Linked DNA regions of Homo sapiens: region 1 is linked to region 2. Evidence: chromatin loops called from intact Hi-C (ENCODE). Cell type or tissue: heart right ventricle. All regions are shown on one strand.

Evidence for each region. Peaks named below come from ENCODE experiments on the same cell type or tissue, not always from the same donor. Only the 100,000 strongest peaks of a DNase experiment are listed, where the experiment ranks them.
Region 1: it touches region 2 in a loop (3-fold over the local background); 2 of 110 quality-filtered maps call a loop at or near these places.

Annotation. Positions count from the first base shown.
Region 1 is chr4:152,160,990-152,163,489 of GRCh38, forward strand. No RefSeq gene overlaps it. Among named protein-coding and RNA genes, the nearest start is that of LINC02273, 61 kb to the left of the region's middle. In heart right ventricle, no CTCF peak of the experiment used is centred here; no DNase peak of the experiment used is centred here; H3K27ac peaks cover 935 bases.
Region 2 is chr4:152,242,927-152,245,426 of GRCh38, forward strand. No RefSeq gene overlaps it. Among named protein-coding and RNA genes, the nearest start is that of FBXW7-AS1, 93 kb to the right of the region's middle. RefSeq lists a silencer at 937-1,123. In heart right ventricle, no CTCF peak of the experiment used is centred here; a DNase peak (open chromatin) is centred at 1,155; H3K27ac peaks cover 1,842 bases.

The DNA.
Region 1 (2,500 bases), 82 kb before region 2:
CTGTGACGCTGGGGCTGGGGGGCTGCAAATACATTTCTCCTTTTACAGATAACTCCCCAGATGGTCCTCAAGTGAGGCATTGAAGGGAGACTGGGAGGCAGGAGGCAGCAGAGAAGACTTGCTCCTTCCCACATGCTGGCTGTTCCTGGCAGTGGTGACCTGGCATTGGCTCTTTAGCCCCACAGCAGCAGTGGGTTCCAGTTTCCAGCTTTTCCCTACCCTCCCAGAACCAGCCTTATTATGCCCCTCAGAGGTACTAGCAGCATCCAGGCAGTGCCCCTCCCCAGAAGCAGGTTCCCGGGTCCCTGGGCTCCATCCTCCAAGCTCCTAAGGTACCAGCGGTCCCCGAGCAGCCACCCCTGCTCAGAGAACTGGTCCTAGCTCCCTAGGTCCCTCTTCCAAGCTCCAAGGTCTGATAATCCAAACTTCTAGCCTCTTTTCCCCAGCCTAGAGGAGGCAGCTGCAATTCCTCCATTTGGATTACTTCTGTCTTCTCTACTTTCTCAGTCCTAATGCTTGTTCAACCAATTCCCCATATTCAGCTCGGTCTGTTACTGTATCTAGAGTGGTTTCTGATGTCCTGAACTGGACTCTGATTGATGTATCTAGTCATCTCAGTGTGCCGTAAAAACATCATTTTCTATGTGTGTCATGACAGTGAAAAGGCTTGTGAATCCCCACCCCCTCCATGACAACCTGGGCCCTAGAAAAGCAGCCATTAGATGATATAGCCAGCATTCATTCTCCAGTATACATGCCCAAGAAAATAATTTCAAAATTAGAGTCCAAAGGGTGCTAGCGAGCATTTAATTGTCCTGGACACATGCCTAAGTCCTCCTAGAACTGGACACACAGACCAGCCTTGATTGTCATTTACACTGAAACCACAGGCATCTCTGAGTAGCAGCAGACAGCTTCTCTTCTGTGCTCCAAAGTTAAGCTATTATGACACAAGAAGGCTTAAATTCAGACTTCTTTAAGTATTAAAAGCAGAAGTCTGAGATTGCAGCCCCATATTCAGCTTATCTTTTTTTCTGTTAATCAATCACCCAGTATTTATTGAGCACAAGTAGATGCCTGTCCAAGAAAGAGATGCACTTGCAAATGAGTATGGAAGGTACCCGCTAGATATGCATTCATTTCCCTTTACAGCCCTACTGGGCTTTCAGTGACTGCTCAATAGGCACTTTTCATAATTCCCCATTGTTGTCAGGCTATTTTTATCCTTCCCGTATGAATCAGAGTATGACTTACTGTCCCACTGTTAAAATCCTTATTCTGGCAAAACCATTATTATTTATTTGTTTGGTATCTTTCAAAAAAATTTTATGGCTTGAACCCTCATCTCAAAATTAAATAATCTCATCATTAAATACCTTATGCTGGATGGACAAAAGTAAATGACATCAATATGTGGACAACTTATAAAAACAGCAACTTAAAAGGCCAGGTCAGCCACATCCCCGTTATCTAGATGCTCTTTAGAAGGGAGGCACTGAGCCACTCTCCATACCAGGCTGTGGCCAGAATTGGCCTGTTCTGTGCAGTAACTTAGAGACCAGCATTCCAGATGAGCTGATTCAAAATTAATCATTTGGGGCAAAATGCATCCTAAGTAATGTCAACTTAGTAATAACAGTAATAATACTTAGTAATTATTCAGTACAGCTCAAAATTCCCTGTTCATATTAATCCGTTGTTAAGAGCTAAATTGTTCCCCATCCCCCACTACCAAATTCATATGTGAAAACCCTAACGGCCAGTTCCTCAGAATGTGGCTGCATTTGGAGATAGGGTCTTCAAAGAGGTAATTAAGTTAAAATGAGGCTGTTAGGGTGTACCCTAATGCAATCTGACTGATGTCATTTATAAGGATAGAGGGAGAGGGAGAGGGAATAGAGGATAAGGAAGAGGAGAAAGGGGAAAGGGGAGGGAAAGAGAGAAGGGGCGGGGAGGAGAGGGAGAGGAAGAGACCAGACGGGCACACACACAGAGGCACTATGTGAAGACACCAGATCATCAGAAGACAGCCATCTGCAAGCCCAGGAGAAAGGTCTTAAAAGGAAGCAACCATGTCTATGCCTTAATCTTGTTCTTGACTCTAAAATTGTGAGCTGTTGTGTAAGCTACTCAGTGTTACCTATGACTGAGTGGCATTTTGCTATGGCAACACTAACAAACTAATATGCCCATGAACTTTTTTTTTTTTTTTTTTTTATGAGACGGAGTCTCACTCTGTCTCCCAGGCTAGAGTGCAGTGGCACGATCTTGGCTCACTGCAACCTCCTCCTCCCGGCCTCAAACAATTCTGTCTTCCTGCCTCAGCCTCCAGAGTAGCTGGGACTACAGGTGCACACCACCATCCCCAGCTAATTTTTTGTATTTTTAGTAGAATCAGGTTTTACCATGTTTGTCAGGCTGGTCTCAAACTCCTGACCTCAGGTGATCTGCCCACTTCAGCTTCCCAAAATGCTGGGATTACAGGCATGAGCCACTGCGC
Region 2 (2,500 bases):
AAAGAAAGATTTTAATTGAAAACTCAAGACCTTTTCCTATAGATAGTTCTGGGAGCTGGAATTTCTCTTCAGTTTGCCTTGGGCTTCATAAGACATTTGGGGTCCTGGATCCCGTATCTCCACCAGCAGCACAGAGCCAGTAGTTTACAGAGCATGGCCATTTGTCCTGGGTCCTGCTGGGAAGTCACAGACAAAATACCCTGAAGCCCCCAAGCCCTTCAGTGCTCTGAAAGTCTGCTGTGAATAAGAACACCACACTTCCTGGACTTTACCTGACTCCTGGGTACCAGAACTTGAGTCTCCCTCAGGTGTCCTGGAAGTACTCAAGGTTGTGAGTGATTTTGCCTTAATTCCAAGGGGAATGAATGCTGGCTAGTGCTTGCCATTTCAGAGCTGCTGGAGGCTAGTTAAGAAAACAGAACCAGAGTTTTTTAAAAAACTGTGCTGAGACCAGGCAGTTCAGGGCATTTTCTCGTGAATGAGCTTTGCACAATCAGCTCAGGAAGTTGCTAGCCTAGGATCTGAACTGCTCAAATCCAAAATTTGCTAGCCTAATAGCCAATAAAAAAAAACCAAAAGAGAGGGGGAAAAATACATGCAGTGTCTTCTTGAAGGATTAGCTGAAGAATTATACCAATTTTTTTTTTAATGCTCAAATCTCCAGACAAGTGAGAGTACGAAAGAGATTCTCTTGTTAAGAATGAAAAGGGGGAAAGAATTCACCTCTCCTTTCAGGTGTAGAAGGAGGAAAGCAATGAATAGAAAAGGGAAATGGTTTCCTCCTTTTTGGGAAAGAATAGTATTAACCTTCAAGTAACTGCAGAGGTTGTCGGAGCTTATACAAGGAAACTCTTCAGAAAGACAGAAACATGAATCATGGGTCGTTTTATCTCCACTTTAAAGCACTCGAACATTCAAATTCCCTAAAGAAAAGAGAGCGGGTGGGGCAAATGATCCAATCTACTGGATTTATTAATATCCCCAGCGCCAGCCCAGGAGGATCCTTAGTTTCTGCTAGTGACACTAGCCGTGTTTTTTCCTGAGGTTGAGTCACAGTTTCCCTAGTCATGGGGTTGAGGTCACTGGAGAGGGGACGTGGGAGCCATTCTGGGTGTGCTTTTATTTTTAATAGACTAGTGAGAAGTTGGCAGGACCCGTTACAGGAAGTCACGTGCTGGAACAGAGGTGCTTGATGCCGGGAGTTTGATGAGTGTCTGAAGAATGTTCTGTTAACAATATGAAGGCTCCAGATGGCAAACTGGGAAGGAGCAATCCACTAAGTGCACTTAGAAAGGCCGTGTGCAGTTGCCCAGTACAGTACCAGGTCAGTGAAGAAATAGGAGTGGATGGGAAGTGGCTGGCTCGCCTTGGTGATATATGAAGGATTATGGGGCAGAAGTCTTATCATAGGAATTTATTTTCTCTGGGAAAGGGCTGATGCATTTCCTTTTCCAGCAACATACATCAGGGCCTGACATTTATTTGACATTCTCCCATCAGATATTCATGAACACATAGCCTGAGCTGAACATTGTATTTGCAATTGCATGGCAAATGCGATGGACAAGGCCCCTTCCCTCGGGCAGCTTGCAGGCCTGGGCATGGTACCCACAAGAAAGAGATGACTGCATATTGTGTGGCGAGGACCACAAGGAGGGGAAGCATTGATGTCTGGGGCCATAAGAGGGGTACTTGGGTGTCAAAAAGGAGTCTTGGAAAAAGAAGCAGTCGGCTCTAGCAATACAAAGGGAGAAGGGGCCCAGGTAGAGAAGGCAGGTTGTATAAGGACCAGCAGCAAGGGACAGAAACAGAGGCCCCTCCATTTCCTTGCCTTGTCTATCTTTCTCTTTCTCCTCTCACTCCTTTCAAATCTTGACTCCACACCCTTCAGAACTCACCCAACCCTGCTCCTCTCTGCCCATACCATGCCCTGTCAGCTCCTTGCCCAGCAGTTCCAGCTGCAGGCTGCCCTGATCCAGTCTGATGCTCTGGCACCGGATCTGATGCCAGCCCCAGGCTCAGTCCTGGTTGCAGCTGACGTTCCCTCTCCTCTTTCTTCTTCTCCCCTCCTTTACCCTCTCCCTCTCAATGAAAAACATGAAGAGGATTGTGAGGGGCAAGTAAGTAGAAAGGGGCAGGTGAAATGCAGCCCATGAATGGTTTATACCAGGAGCAGCAGTAAAAACAAAAAATCCTTAACTTCAAACCAGTCCTTCACAGAGAAACTGAAGTGCAATTTCATCTTGCCTCACCTCATCTTAAGTGCTCATGGGTGAGACCAAGGAGCTGACAGAAAAGGAGAAAAGTTTAATTTTTCTGCATACTAGCAAATGTCCATTTTGAATGGCTTTTCATTAAATTACCTAAATACTTCTGTTTTCCATCATAGATCCTTGGACACACGATCTTTTCAACAGAACCCTAGTGGACTTTAATCATGGTTTTATACCTTCATATCTTTTTATTTCCATAGTGCCTAACCTACTTGATAAACTATTTT